Linked DNA regions of Homo sapiens: region 2 is linked to region 1. The links are chromatin loops, found by intact Hi-C in ENCODE. Cell type or tissue: body of pancreas. All regions are shown on one strand.

The links. Peaks named below come from ENCODE experiments on the same cell type or tissue, not always from the same donor. Only the 100,000 strongest peaks of a DNase experiment are listed, where the experiment ranks them.
Region 2: it touches region 1 in a loop (2.5-fold over the local background); 8 of 110 quality-filtered maps call a loop at or near these places.

Annotation. Positions count from the first base shown.
Region 1 is chr9:112,250,680-112,258,679 of GRCh38, reverse strand. PTBP3 (polypyrimidine tract binding protein 3) reads left to right here. Exons shown (of 14, transcript NM_001163788.4): 6 at 5,892-6,002; 7 at 7,577-7,751. It also overlaps the pseudogene RNA5SP295. Among named protein-coding and RNA genes, the nearest start is that of PTBP3, 79 kb to the left of the region's middle. In body of pancreas, no CTCF peak of the experiment used is centred here; no DNase peak of the experiment used is centred here.
Region 2 is chr9:112,304,874-112,312,873 of GRCh38, reverse strand. The region is part of intron 1 of PTBP3 (polypyrimidine tract binding protein 3); the gene reads left to right. Among named protein-coding and RNA genes, the nearest start is that of PTBP3, 25 kb to the left of the region's middle. In body of pancreas, no CTCF peak of the experiment used is centred here; a DNase peak (open chromatin) is centred at 4,113.

The sequences.
Region 1 (8,000 bases):
GGTTCTGAAGAGAAAGGGAGTAATCAAGAATGCCTCCCAGATTTTGGACCTGAGCCTCTGGTAAAATGGAGCTAAGATGTAAAGACTGAGGTAAGTAAATAATAGTAATAATAAAAAGACAAAGACAAAAAAAGATTTGGGGCAGGGGTTGGAGGTAGGCAGGAATCAGGAGTTTGATTTGAACATGTTAACTTAAGAATACCTATTAGATATTCAAGTGGGAGATGATAAATGGGAATTAAGTCTGGATTCAGGAAAGAATTCAGGCTGGAGATTTGGGAACCTTCAGCGTAGGTGTGGTAATTAAAGCCATTGGACTGGATGACATCATCTCAGAGTATTTGTAGATAGAATTCATCAACTGATTCATTATGTAAATGCTCAGTCCTGCATACTAAAAAGTGTCATTGTGCATGAAAGAAGTAGCTCATAACGATGTTCTCATGTAATCCATTACTTCTGAGTACTGTTATACATGGGAATGGTTTTTGAGTGTCCAATAGATAAATCTCTTCTGGACAAAGGACCAATCTTTTTGAATTGTAATAAAGATAAATAACTTACAAAAGCTAGGCATTATGGTACTAAATAAAAGAATCCTAGTAATATGAAATTCTGGTTCTTAAATCATGTTATTTCATTGGCTACAAAAACTATTATAAACAAGTTGTGGCCAGTGTGCTTGATACTAAAAAAAAATTCTAATGTGAATACACTTTTTTTTTTTTTTTTTTTTTTTGAGATGGAGTCTCACTCTTATAGCCCAGGCTGGAGTGTGGTGGTGCAATCATGGCTCACTGCAACCTCCGCCTCCCGGGTTAAAGCAATTCTCCTGCCTCAGCCTTCTGAGTAGCTGGGATTACAGGCGCCCACCACCACACCTGGCTAATTTTTGTACTTTTAGTGGAGGAGGGATTTCGCCATGTTGGCCAGGCTGGTCTCGAACTCCTGACCTCAGGTGATCTGCCCACCTTGGCCTCCCAAAGTGCTGGGATTACAGGCATGAGCCACTGCGCCTCGCCATGAATACACTTTTTACAAGTGAATACTAGTGGACATTTTCAGTTTCTGACAAATTCTACCTTTATAAAAAATCACTCTGAAGATGAATTTTATCAGAATTTGATCTTTAGTATCTTCTTAGTCCTGTGTTACAGTCTGAAAATATTAAAATACACAGGAGGTATATAGAGTTGAGTATTTGTCCATATTTTTGACAGCAAAATATATTAGGGAAACAGAGTAAAAGACCTTATAATTCATAAAAATAGATTCATATATATATCAAACCTTCCTGAATTTTAATTTTTGATACCAAATCTGTTTAAAATTTGCTATTTTGATAATTATGAAAGGGTGTTAAAAATCACACCTCAGGCATTCCTAGATTCCCTGATGTTGGTGCCCAGTTACTTTATTCAGAAGTATCATATCGTTTTTTGTAGCTCCTCTATCAGTGAATACAATCCAGGGGACTAGAGTGCTATTGCTGGTTAGCCCATTCAGGCAAGTTCTATTCTCTTAGCACATTCAGATAAAAACCACACAGCAAAACACCAAGCTGTCCCAGGATGTGCTTTAGGCCATTGTTGAAGTTAAATGAGAAAAGGAATGTAAACATTAACAAAATCTGAAAGGTGAGTGGAAATTAGGTTTTATAGCATAATTTAGTATAAAAATTTTCCAAATGTTAGAGCAAATTATGTGTTTTCCTACTCCTTCACTAATGATATATTTTACATCAAGAATATTTATTATTTTTTGAAATTGCTGACTTCCCTTGGGGTGAAAATAAGTATTTTTTTAAAAAGAAAAAATGAAAGCTTTAAAAAAAGGGAAAAAAAATTACATATTGCCAGCTGGGTGCAGTAGCTCAGGCCTATAATCCCAGTACTTTGGGAGGCTAAGGTAGGAGAATCGTGTGAGGTCAGGAGTTTGAGACCAGCCTGGGTAAGGTAGCGAGACCCCATCTCTAAAAAAATTTAAAAATTAGCCATGCATGGTGGTATGTACCTGTAGTACTCTGGAGACGAAAGCAGGAGGATTGCTTGAGCCCAGGAGTTCAAGGTTATAGTGAACTATGATGGCGCCACTGCACACCATTACGGGTGACAGGGTGACCCCATCTCTTAAAAAGGAAAAAAAAATTGCATATTGCTATAATTCTCCAACCAGGTCTAGATATAATTCTTTATCAATTAATAATAAGCATTTTAGTCTATATCTCTTACATGTCAGGAATTGTGCTTAATGATGCAGAAATGATTAAGACAAGGTATATTCCTTCAAGGAGCCTTCAGTCTAATGAAAGGAGACAGTTATATAAATAAATATATAGTACAGTAGAAGTACAACAGCAAGATAGATAAATATATATATATATATGTATATATATATATATATATATTTTGTTTTTTTTTTTTTTGAGACGGAGTTTCTCTCTTGTTGCCCAGGTTGGAGTGCAATGGCCCGATTTCAGCTCACTGCAACCTCCACCTCCCAGATTCAAGCGATTCTCCTGCCTCAGCCTCCTGAGTAGCTGGGATTACAGGCATGCACCACCATGCCTGGCTAATTTTTGTATTTTTAGTAGAGATGGGGTTTCACCATGTTGGCCACCCTGGTCTTGAACTCCTGACTTCAGGTGACCCACCTGTCTCAGCCTCCCAAAGTGCTGGGATTACAGGCGTGAGCCACTGTGCCCAGCTGATAAATATTTATATAAAACCAAGAAATAGATACAACTCAAGAAAAATAATTCTATAGGGATTTGGGGGAGGCTGAGAATTTTATGGTGGCATTGTTCCCTGAGCTGAGTTTTGGAAAAGATAAATGAAGGCTTACTAGCTGTTAAAACACATTTCTAGGAAAACAAAAAATCCTCATATATGGGCCTAGAGGTCTGAAATCACTTGGTAAATTTGGAGAACTATAGGCAACTACATATTGTTGATGTAAATAGAGTAGTGTTATACAAGAAGTGTCAGGAAGTGAGGTTTGAGAGATAAACCAGGGCAAGAGTGTTATGTTATATGAAGGAGCTTGGATTTTACCCTGTATATAAAGGGGAGGTAGTAAAGGATTTTCAGTACGGGAAAATATAATCTGCCTTATAATTTAGAACGCCACCTGGGCTGTAGTAATGAAGAAGGGAGGTCAGACAATTTGTTATATTACACCCCCAACCTTTTTTTTAAAGTCTAACGTTACTCCTTTATTGAGAGAAAACATTGAGTTGCTGCATGTATAATACATACATTGATTCATGTCTTGCCATAAGTGATTCAAGTGGCAAAATATATATAACATGAATTTTACTGTTTTAACTATTTTTAATTGTATAGTTCAGTGACATTAAGTATATTCACATTGTTTTTCAACCATCACCAAATACCATGTTTCCAGAATTTTTTTCATCTTCCCAAACTGAAACTCCCTTTACCCATTAAACGGAACTCTTTATTCATCTACTCTCCTAGCCCCCAGTAATCACCAGTCTATTTTCGGTCTCTGTGAGTTTGACTACACCTTAGGTTCCTCATGTAAGTGGAACTATGCAGTATGTGTGCTTTTGTGACTGGCATATTTCACCTGGCATGATGTCTTGAAGGTTCACCCATATTCAGAATTTTTCTCCTTTTTGAGGCTGAGTAATATTCAGTTGTATGTATATAGCATATTTTATTTATCCATTTATTCATTGATGAACACTTTGGTTGCTTCCTGTTTTGGCTATTTTGTGTAATGCTGCGATACACATGGGTATATGCATATCTCTTTGAGTCCCTGTTTTCAATTTTTTGGCTATATACCTAGAAATAGAATTGCTGGATCATATGGTAATTCTATTTTTAATTTTTTAAGGAAAGGTCATACTTTTTCCATAGTGGCTGTAACATTTTACATTTCTACCAACAGTGCACAGGGGTTGCATTTTCTTCATATCCTCCCCAATATTTTATGGGTTTTAAAAAATTTTATAACTATCCTAATGGAAGTTAGGTGATATGTAGTTTTGATTTGCATTTTTCTAATGATTAGTGATATTGAGCATCTTTTTGTGGGCTTATTGGCTATTTGATTAGCTTCTTTGGAGAAATGTCGATTGAAGTCCTTTGCCTATTTTTGGGTTGCATTGTTTGTATTGTCGTTGAGTTGCATGAGTTCTTTATCTGTTCTGGATCTTAACCCATTATCATATACATGATTTATTTCACTCTGTTGATAGTTTCCTTTGATGCACAAAAGTTTTTAATTTTGAGGTAGTCCAGTTTATCTATTTTTCATTCATTACCTGTGCTTTAGAATATTCTTTCTTTCATGTTTTTTTAACCACTAGACTACCAGGGAAGGATAGTTATTCTTGAGCATACTTTTTGAGAATTAAAAAGCAGGGCCAGGTATGGTGGCTCACACCTGTAATCCCAGCACTTCGGAAGGCCAAGATGGGAGGATAACTTGAGCTCAGGAGTTTGAGACCAGCCTGGCCAACATAGTGAGACCTCATCTCTATAAAACCTTAAAAATAAAAAATTAGCCAGATGTGGTGTAGTCCCAGCTACTTGGGAGGCTGAGATGGGAGGATCGCATGAGCCTGGGAGGTGGAGCCTACAGTGAGCCATGATTGTACCATAGTGGTTGGTAACAGCAAAATCTTACCAGCATAGGGAATACTTAACTTTTTTAATCTCAAAAGCAGAACAAATTCTTGTTTTAAGATTCAAATTTAAAATGGAGTGAATATTAGTTCATTTTCACACTGCTATAAAGATACTCCCTGAGACTGGGTAATTTATAAACAAAAGAGGTTTAATTGACTCACAGTTCTGCATGGCTGGGGAGGCTTCAGGAAACTTACAGTCATGGCAGAAGGCGAAGGGGAAGCCAGGACCTTCTTCACATGGTGGCAGGAGAGAGAGAGTGCGCAGGGGAAACTGCCCCTTTTAAACAATCAGATCTCTTGAGAACTCCCTATCACGAGAACAACAAAGGGGAAACTGTCCCTATGATCCAGTCACCTCCCACCAGGTCTCTCTTTTGACATGTGGGGAATCACAATTTGAGATGAGATTTGGGTGGTGACACAGAGCCAAACCATATCAACAGAGTAAAACTAAATATGTTGTTGTTTTATCCCCCCTATTTAGTCCTTCAGAAATGAGTTACTATTAATAGTAACCCTGGCCGTGAACCCTGTGATGCTGAGGTAGCACACGTATTGTGAGGATATTGGTGTCAGGAAGCCTTCCCCTCACTCTTTTCTTCTCAAAAGACACTTCAGAAAGGCCTTCTTTGGCCACCACTCTTGCACTGTCTCATCTTGCATTCTGGTTCGTGCTCACCCCTTCCCTTCTTTTATTTTTATTCGTAAGACTTCTAAAAATCACCAGATATTAGGATATTTGTCATTTGTTTATTGTCTGCATGTGGGCATAGACTTTTGTCTCTGTTTTGTTTACTGCTGTCTTTCCAAATATTTGGTGAATTAATAGAGCAGCCTCTAGTTGAACATCTTCTAGTGGCTACAGAAATCTCAAAAAGTAGATGATTCTTCACAGGGTGAAATAGTTGGTCCATGACTCCCACTTTTATTCATATGCTTTGTAACACATCTCATACCATTGATTATTGTAGTCTCCTATTTTAATACTGTACCATTTATATATCCCATAAAATAGGCTAGTTATTTAAGTGCCTGTTGTGTACCGGGCGTTGTTGTAAGATAGTCATGGGTATTGAAATGTTAATGTTTTAGGCTTAAGTCATTTTGGTACCAAAGTTTTCAAGAGAAAATTTTCATTTAAAAGGATTTATGAACAAGTTGTATTTATAAAGATACATCAGTTTAATACTTTTCTTTTACATTTAACCTAATGTGAACTGTTTTCCAGATATTTTCTAAATTTGGCACAGTCTTGAAGATTATCACCTTTACAAAGAATAATCAGTTTCAAGCCTTGCTTCAGTATGCTGACCCAGTAAATGCACATTATGCCAAAATGGTAATTATGATCTTTGTTTCATTTTTCAATTGTTAATCACTCCAGTGATACCTTCTCTTGTGCCCCACTTTACCATGTGTTTTTAAAAAAATTGTGGCAAAATATACATGTTTACCATTTTAGTCGTTTTAAAGTGTATGATTCCATGTTTTTTTTTTCTAAGCTAAAAATCATTACTACTTCATATGAAACGGTCTCAAATCTCCTATCACCTCTCACATCTCTGAGACGCAGGTCCTGTTTGTCATGTTTAAAGTCTAGAATTGAACACAGTACTCCTCACATAAGCTGACTAATAGAGCCATCATTACCCTCGTGCTTTCATTTACTTCTCCCATCCAAGTACTAACCAGGCCCGACCCTGCTTAACTTCTGAGATCAGATGAGATCAGGTGCATTCAGGGTGGTATGGCTGTAGACCATTTACTTCTGTTAAATCAGTCAGAGATTGATTTCACCATTTTTGCAGCTGTATTCAATGTTTATTCCTGTTGAGCTCTAAATTGGTGGAGATACTAAATCTTAGGAAATATGCTGCTATCAATTCGTGTTGTCTTTTTTTTTTTAGTACACGAAAACCTATTTTGACAAGAATAAAACTTGACATTCAGTTCGATTATCTTAGACATACCTCTTGTTGATATCTATCCCTGACTCTAATTTCATCTTGTAGCAGTTTTTGCTAGTCATTTCTACTTTTTGGTCAAAGATGAGGACTATGGCTTGTGGTACTTTTGTGTACCACACAGTGTCTGGCACTCAATTGGGAGTATAGCCTTTATATTTGCTGTACCCTGAACATGCATATATTATTTTGTACCTTTACGATGGCATACTTGTCAATTACCATTATTATAAATCAGGATATATATATATATGTTTTATTTTTATGTGATTTGCTTTCTGGTATCTATTTTTATAAATTCAAGCATTTGTGAAAGTCGTTAAGTGGCCACAAATACCCTTAGGTAAATTTTTATTCTTGCAAAGGAAGGGGTTGCTAATCTTTGGTTACAACTGACTCCACATTTTCCTCAGTTTATTATTCAAAGTATTACAAAGTAAATTTACAAGAGAAAAAAATAAGTGGTAGGTAATATTTTATGTATTGTGGCTCTGACAAGTACCATTTACAAAAGCTTTGTTTCATCCTAACAAAGCTTACACATCCTAGTATAATGTGAATTATACTAAAATGAATTAAAGTGGAATGTAAAATCAGAGTATCTTAAAACTTTTGATATAGGCAAAATAATCATAATAATAGTGAACATTTCTATGATAGACAGTAGTTTTCCAATCTTTTACATTTCTCCTCTCTTATTTGATCTTACCACAGACAAGATAAATATTATCAGTCTTATTTTACAGATGAAAGCTGAGACTTAGAGATTTTCTTTTTCTCTCTTAGGCTCATAGTTAATGACTGTGAGGTAAAAGTAAACCCAAGACTTTGGCTTTTTAGTCAGTGCTTTCTGCCTTACACCTGATTGCCACTCTTTGTCAAAGTAGAGGCTTCTTGGTTATCAGTGTTGTTGTCTTGCCAAAACCAGTCCCTTTCTTACATGCTTTAGGCTCTGGATGGCCAGAATATCTATAATGCATGCTGCACTCTGCGCATTGACTTCTCCAAGCTCACCAGCCTTAATGTGAAATATAATAATGACAAAAGCAGAGACTTCACTCGCTTAGACCTTCCTACTGGTGATGGCCAGCCATCCCTTGAACCCCCTATGGCTGCTGCTTTTGGTGAGTAGTTCTTTTTTGGGTCACAAAGCAAGTTTTCTGAAGTTACAAGTTTCATTTATTAAGCCATGTATGTTTATAAGCCTTTTTCTTCTCGAGTTCTCTCAGGATTTATAAAGGAAAGCAAGAATCCTAGAACAAAGTATACCCATTAATTAAATATTAATATTAGGAGGTTCTGTTAGTTGACAGATGAATATCTGAAATTGAGTTACAAATTTATTTTCTAACATTGATATTACTCATTCTTTA
Region 2 (8,000 bases), 54 kb before region 1:
CAGGGTTTCGCCATGTTGCCTGGGCTGGTCTCCAACTCCTGGACTCAAGTGATGTGCCCACCTTGGCCTCCCAAAGTTCTGGGATTACATGCATGAGCCACTGTGCCCGGCCTGCTTTTTAACAGTTTATTTTTTCTTAGTGTACTAATGTGGTGAATTTCATTGATTTATTATTATTTTTTAAAATTTTATTTTAATATAAAGTTACAGAAAGATTATAAGAAGAGTACAAAGAACTCGTATATCCTTTACCCAGTTCATATTTGCACCATTTTTCATTTATCATTTCCCCGATTGTCTTACCATTTCCCCTTCCATATATAGTCTTTCTATAGATGTAAACGCACACACACACGTCCTTTTTTTTTTTTTTAAAAAAAAAAAACAAAAAAAAAAACAAGGTCTCGTTCATTCAGTGGTATGAACACAGATCACAGCAGCCTTGATCTCCTGGGCTCAAGTGATCCTCTTGTCTCAGTCCTTGAACAGCTGGGGACCACAGGCATGCACCACCACGCTCAGTGAATTGTTGTTGTTATTGTTATTGTTGTTTTGTAGATACAGGGTCTCACTATGTTGCCCAGCCTGGTCTCGAACTCGTGGCCTTAAGTGATCCTCCTGCCTTAGCTTCCCCACTTTTTTTTATGTCTTAATCACTTGGTTAAGGTGATTTTCTGCCAGGCTTTTCCATTGTAAAGTTACCAATTTTCTTTTCGTAATCAATGATTTGTTGGAAGATGCTTTGAGACTAGAGTTTATTCTTTAACCCCTAAATATTTGAGTGTATTACCTATAAACAAAGAATTTCCCATTCATTACTGTGATACAGTTAACAAAATCAGGAAATTAATCTGAAATAGGTCCTCAGTCTTTTTGTTTCATTACATTGACTCTTTTTTTCTTTTTAAAATAAAGATGTGGGATTTCACTATGTTGCCCAGGCTGAAGTGCAGTGGCTACTCACAGGCACGATCCTAGAGCACTGCAGCCTCCAACGTCCTGGGCTCTGATGATCCTCTTGCTTCAGCCTCCCATGTAGCTGGGACTACAGGCATAAGTCACCACACCCGGCTAATTAAAAAACCGTTTTTTTTCAGAGACAGGGTTTAGCTCTTGTCCAGGCTGGTCTCAGACTCCTGGCCTTAAGCTATCCTGCCTCATCCTCCCAAGTTGCTGGGATTACAGGCCTGATACACTGTGCCTGGCTAGCAAATCTGTTTCAGAGTACAGTTGTCCCTCAGTATCTAGGGGGGGCCAAAATCCATGCATACTCAAGTTCTCCAGTTGGCTCTGTATAGGTGAAGTCTGCCTGCATGTATAAAAAGTCAACCTTCATATAACTGGGTTTTGCATCCTGGGAATACTGTATTTTTGATCCTCATTTGGACTCGGGCAGTTCAAACTCACTCATGTTGTTCAGGGTCAACTGTATTTCCATATAACTTAACTCAGTTCCTTCTGAATACTTTAAGTCATCTCTAGGTTATTTATAATACGATTTAATGCTATGTAAATAGTTGTTATGCTGTATTGCTTAGGGAATAATGACAAAAAAAGTCTGTACATGTTTATACAGATGCAGTTTTTTTCCAAATATTTTCAATCTGTGATTGTTTGAATCTACAGATGCAGAACCCATGGATACGGTGGGCCAATCGTATATTAAAAAAAAAAAAACACATTTTCCACCATAACTGCAACTGCCCTGGCCCTTAATCCGGATTATCATCACAGCTTCCTAACCAGAGTCCTTCCCTCTTTGTCTTGTTAAAGACTGTTCTTAACACAGCAGCCAGAGTGATCCTTTAAAAAAGCAAATTGATCTTTTCACTCCTGTTCAAAACTCTCTTTCCCTCATTTCGCTCAGAGTAAGGTTCTTTAGAATGGCCGTTAAGGCCCTGCATGCTATGACACACCTTCTCTCTAATCTCTTTACTTCTCCCCTTGCTCATTCTCTTTCAGCCATAATTGCCTCCTTACTGTTTTTCCAGAACATGCAAGGCATTTTGTTTCCTCTACCTACAACATTCTTCCCTCAGATATCTACATGCTTACTCCTTACTACTTGTAAGACTTTGGTTAAATGCCTTTTTCTCTTAAGTCGTACCTTGCTGTCCTATTTGAAATTGAAATTCTTTTCACCTCTGGCACTCCTGATGCTTTTTCTCCTACTTTTTAAGAAGCACTTAAGACTTTAGGACATAATACATAATTTACTTACTTTGATTATTATGTTTCTTTGTGCAAGATTGTAAGCTCCATTAAGGTAAGGGCAGGGATTTCGTTTGTTCCCTAATCTTCCCCAGTGGTTAAAGGCCTGGCACATAGCTGGTGGCTCAGTAAATATTTATCGAATTTGTTGAATGAATGAATATTATTGCTAACACATTTATACATACTGAATTCAATATGTATGGGCTATACCTGTATGGTAAGAACTGAATAAATATACAAATGAATGTCTTTTTGATTGGATATCATGAATTAGAAGGCTTTTTAGAGGAATTACTTGCAGGCATTAAAGAAAATATTCAATATGCTGTCTTCAAAAAAAGTGTTGATATTTTGTTGTTAAGATGTCCATATAAAATGAAGGCAGTCAGAATCATTTTATTGAAACTGTGTCCAAACAGTAGTTTTTAAACATTGCCACAGCTGCTCATTGAAAAAATTTCCTCTACCTTTAACTATTCTTTTTTGTTCCCACTGCCCTAGAATCTCAACAGTGGCAGTCTTGGAATAAAAATGTCACAAATGAACAATTTGGTAACTATTCTTTAGAGAATATTTAGGGATAATCACACTCAGTAGATGAAAGGTGTTGATGGGGCCACAGTGTATGTGAGAATGTGATCTCATTCAAATGGGTCAGTCAGTAGAGTTACCAATAGCAAATGTCTTTAGGTTTAGATGTGTTTATAGTTACAGGAGGCTATGGAAAGGTGAATGTTAAAAGGCTAAATGTCTAAAACAAAACAAAACCCTTGGAGTTTCAGGTAGTGCCACGCAATGAATGCAGACCCCCTATTGACTATTGTTTATTCCTTTATCTCTATAGTTATTACTCAATTTTTTTTTTTTTTTTTGAGACGGAGTCTCTCTCTGTCGCCCAGGCTGGAATGCAGTGGCACAATCTCAGCTCACTGCAGCCTCCACCTCCCTGGTTGAAGCAATTCCCCTGCCTCAGCTACTCGAGTAGCTGGGATTACAGGCGTCCACCACCACGCCCAGCTAATTTTTTTGTATTTTTAATAGAGACGGGGTTTCATCATGTTGGCCAGACTGGTCTCAAACTCCTGACCTCAGGCAGTCCGCCCGCCTTGGCCTCCCAAAAGTGCTGGGATTACAGGAGTGAGCCACCACACCCGGCCTGTTACTTATTTTTTAAGAAAAAAAGTTTTGAACATCGATTATATATGAAACATTGTAGTAGGTTCTGTAGAGGAGTATATAAAGGTAAGTAATCAGGAGACCATAATCAATACATGCATATGGTATAGTGAAACTCCATATCAATATCACTTTTATTTCTGTTTTTGGAAAAACTTAGAGCAGAACCAGTATGAGTTTTCTGTCCTGGGAAGTGTTCACACGGGGTCACTAGACTATCTGTTAGAAAAAGGTAGGACTTGGATATTTCAGTATTTAAGATGCTATTAATTTAAAAAAAAAAGGTCTAGGATTCTGGAAAATTATGAAGTAGTTTTTTGATAGCCTCTTTTGTATAGTCATGTAGTATCTTGATAGATTAAAACAAATATCTTTTCTTGAATTTCATATGCATTTTAGATACATGAAGTTTAACCATGAATTAATGGTTTATTTTCAGAATCATCCGTACATGTTACTTCAACGTCTTTAATGCTAAATAAAACCAATTCCTATCAAATTTGATGATGAAACACTTATTTGTGCTGTTTAATTACAGTATTTCTTTGCTTTGTTAGCCCCGTGAATTATGCATCAGCAGGCGAGAGCTTCAGTAATTGATACTTGAGCCAGTAAAGCTGATTGTGTGCTGACTTAGCCAGAGAGCTGACAAGTCCACAGAGCAACTGCTGGACTTATGTAAATTTGCTGTGTGTTTCTAAGGACAGTCTCCTTAGAAACACACAGTGTTGTTTGCAGCCAGCACCTGCCCCGCCACTCCCCTATGTCTTCACATTTTGCTAGTTAAGGCCTTCTTTTGTATACATTAATTTGTTTACCCGTGGTACAGTCTTTTATTCTTTTGGTCGTCTGCATTCACTTGTCCAAGTTTTCCTTCCTTTTAAAAATGTCTTCATTCTGCTTGATTGTCTTCCATTCTTCCCTTAAACCGTAATCTGTTATCATAGCAGTCAAACCTTACGGAAAATTGCATTTGAGACACTTAGGATATAAATATTAAGTATAATTTTGAGAAATCCTTTTCATTTTATATTGAAGTAGTCTGTAATTAAATGCAGTGATATGTTTTCAGGAGAAAGAATTTATGTCTAGGAAAGAAAAGTTTTTTTTTTTTTTTTTTTTTTTTTTTTTTAAATAAAAGGAGTAGGTTTAACATTGGCCAGGTGCAGTGGCTCAAGCCTGTAATTCCAACACTTTGGGAATCCTAGGCCAGAGGATCACTTGAGCCCAGGAGTTTGAGACCAGCCTGGACAACGAAGTGAGACCACATCCCTACAAAAAATAAAAAAAATTAGCTGGGCATGGTGGTGCATGCCTCTAGTCCTAGCTACACAGGAGACCAAGGCAGGAGGATGGCTTGAGCCCTGATTATGCCGCTGTACTCCATCCTGGGTGATGGAGCAATACCCTGTCTCAAAAAAAGGGAATGTTTAAAGCAGGGCTTCCCTGGGCCATACTGGAAGAAGAATTGTCTTATGCCACACATAAAATACACTAACACTAACGATAGCTGATGAGCTAACAACAACAAAACACCAAAAATATCTTAATGTTTTAAGAAAGTTTATGAATTTGCGTTGGGCGGCACTCAAAGCCATCCTGTGCCGCATGTGGCCCATGGGCTGCATGTTGGACAAGGTTGGTTTAAAGTAATAATACAGAACTAATAACTCTGTTTTCCTCATCTTTTACAATGTTTTACAAAGTAGTGTGACTCTTGGGATTTAGCCTTCATAATATCAAAAAAGCCTTTGTTTTCTGTAATTTGAAAGTGAGTTCTTGGGAAAAAACTTGGCTAGAAAATTGTGGTTATCAGAATTATTTTTTATGACTAATTTTCAAATGTAAGTTTCTTTTGTTCTCTTTGTCTTTTGTTTTTCATGTTCTGAAATTATTAGGGGGAGAAAGTTACCAGCTTTTAAAAGTGTCATAATTGCTTCAGAAACGTCTTGTTTATTTTATATAAAGAATGATAAAACATTTCCCGGAATGAAACTTTATGATCTTATTTATCTTTTTTATTTTTTATTTTGGGACAGGGTCTCCCTTTGTCACCCAGGCCAGAGTGCAGTGGCATGATCTTAGCTCACAGAACCTCGACCTCCTGGCTCAATCAATCCTCCCACCTCAGCCCCCAAAGTAGCTGGGACTACAGGTGTGTGGTACCATGCCCGGCTAATTTTTTGTGTTTTTGGTAGAGATGGGATCTCATTCTGTTGCCCAGGCTGGTCTCGAACTCCTGAGCTCAAGTGATCCCCCCACCTTGGCCTCCCAAAGTGCTGGGATTACAGGCGTGAGCCACCGCGCCTGGCAAATATCTTATATTTTAATTGTTCTTGATGTGTAATAAGACAATAAAAATAGCAATTCCAACACTTCAGTTGATACTAGGGTCCCCTTTACTTATGTGTTATTTTAGGCATGTTTTATTCTTTTCAAAAAGCTCTTCCTAATATCATTGAAATAGAATTGAAGTAGAATTATCAAATGTAATTGTTTATTTTGAAGACTTTGCAACTTTCACCATGTCCTTATAAATAGAGTTTATATTTTGAATGTGACAGTTAAGATGTTGCATTCATTTAACTACAAATTTGGCCAGCACTTTGGGAGGCCAAGGTGGGTGGATCACCTGAGGTCAGGAGTTTGAGACCAGCCTGACCAACATGGCAAAACCCTGTCTCTACTAAAAATACAAAAATTAGCCGGGCATGGTGGTGTGTGCCTGTAATCCCAGCTACTTGGGAGGCTGAGGCAGGAGAATCGCTTGAACCCAGGAAGCAGAGGTTGCAGTGAACCCAGTAGCGCCACTGCACTGCATCCTGGGTGACAGAGCAAGACTCTGTCTCAAAACAAACAAACAAACAAACAAACAAAAATATATATATATATATATACAAATTTAAATTAATTTTCTGGTTTTTCTGTACTTGAATATTTGATCATATTTTCAGACTACTGTTTTTCTTTACAGATGGAAGTCCAATGGTAATTCAGAGGTTAAGAATAGTGTTTTTTTTTTTTGCCCAGGCACAGTGGTTTAGGCCTCTAATCGCAGCACTTTGGAAGGTCGAAGCGGGCAAATAGCTTGAGCCCAGGAGACCAGCTTGGGCAACATGGTGAAACCCCATCTCTACAAAATAATACAAAAATTAGCTGGGCATGGTGGTGTGCATCTGTGGTCCCTGCTACTCAGGAGGCTGAGGTGGAAGGATCGCTTGAGCCTAGGAGGTTGAGGCTGCAGTGAGCTGTGATCATGCCACTGCACTTCAGCCTGGGCGACAGAGTGAGACCTTGTCTCAAAAAAAAAGTTTAAAAAATATTAAGCAAATTAATAATTTTGTTATATTTATTTAACCATGTGAAGAATTAGGCCAACTGTGATGTTATGAGACAAGGTCCATGCAAGACTGCCCTTACATCTGACACCAATTGCAAGTGTAGGGGATTCCCGAAGCTACCCACAGGTTCAATAATTTGCTAGAAAGACTCACAGAAGTCACTGAAAGCTTTTTATTTATTTTTATTTTTATTTTTATTTTTTGAGACAGAGTCTCGCTCTGTCGCCCAGGCTGGAGTGCAGTGGCGCGGTCTCGGCTCACTGCAAGCTCCGCCTCCTGGGATCATGCCATTCTCCTGCCTCAGCCTTCCGAGTAGCTGGAACTACAGGCGTCCGTCACCACGCCCGGCTCATTTTTTGTATTTTTGGTAGAGACGGGGTTACACCGTGTCAGCCAGGGTGGTCTCTATCTCCTGACCTCATTATCCGCCCCCCTCGGCCTCCCAAAGTGCTGAGATTACAGGCGTGAGCCACCGTGCCCGGCTGAAAGCTCTTATACTCACAGCATGGTTTGCTAGAGGAAAAGGACGCAGATTAAAATCAAGCCTAGGGAAGAAATGCCTAAGGCAGGGTCCTGGGAAGTACTGTTGTCGAGTGGACACATTACTTCCCCAGCATCAGTGTGTGGCAGTAGGCAAGGAGTATTATCAACCAGGGAAACTCACTGGAGCCTTGGCGTTTACAGTTTTTGTTGGAACTCTATTATATAGGCATAAATAATTTATTGTTCATGAGGCTGATTTCAGTCTAGTTTCCAGCCCCTTCAGGTGTGACCCAAAGCTCCTACCCTAAATCACATTGTCGATCTTTCTGGCATGGCTATTCCTTACCCTATGACTGTCTGGTGACCCAAGGCCACTAGGCAGAAAAAAAAAAAAAAAAAGTCCTTTCAGGCATGATATTTCAAGGACTTAGAGATTACCTCTAGGAAGGAAAGGGCAAAAGCCACACCTTTCTTTGGACAAGGTAAGTTTTTTACTACACAAACTGTGGGCCATATTAAAATAAGGCAGTCATTTGCTAATTTTAACAGTATTTGAAAAACTCCTGTAAAAATAAAAATGCTTCTTAGTCATCACCTGTAGTGCAGTAGTAACTCGAAGTTACCCTACATTTTGCTATAGGAATTTGAGATTTCTTGTAGTTTTATCTTTTCCTCAAAAAAGAAAAGTTGTCTGTTTCACTTCTGAATATTTATCCTGAAAAAATGCTATATTAAAGACAAAACACTATAATTTAAAATAGGGGAATAGTTAAGGATGTTGTTATA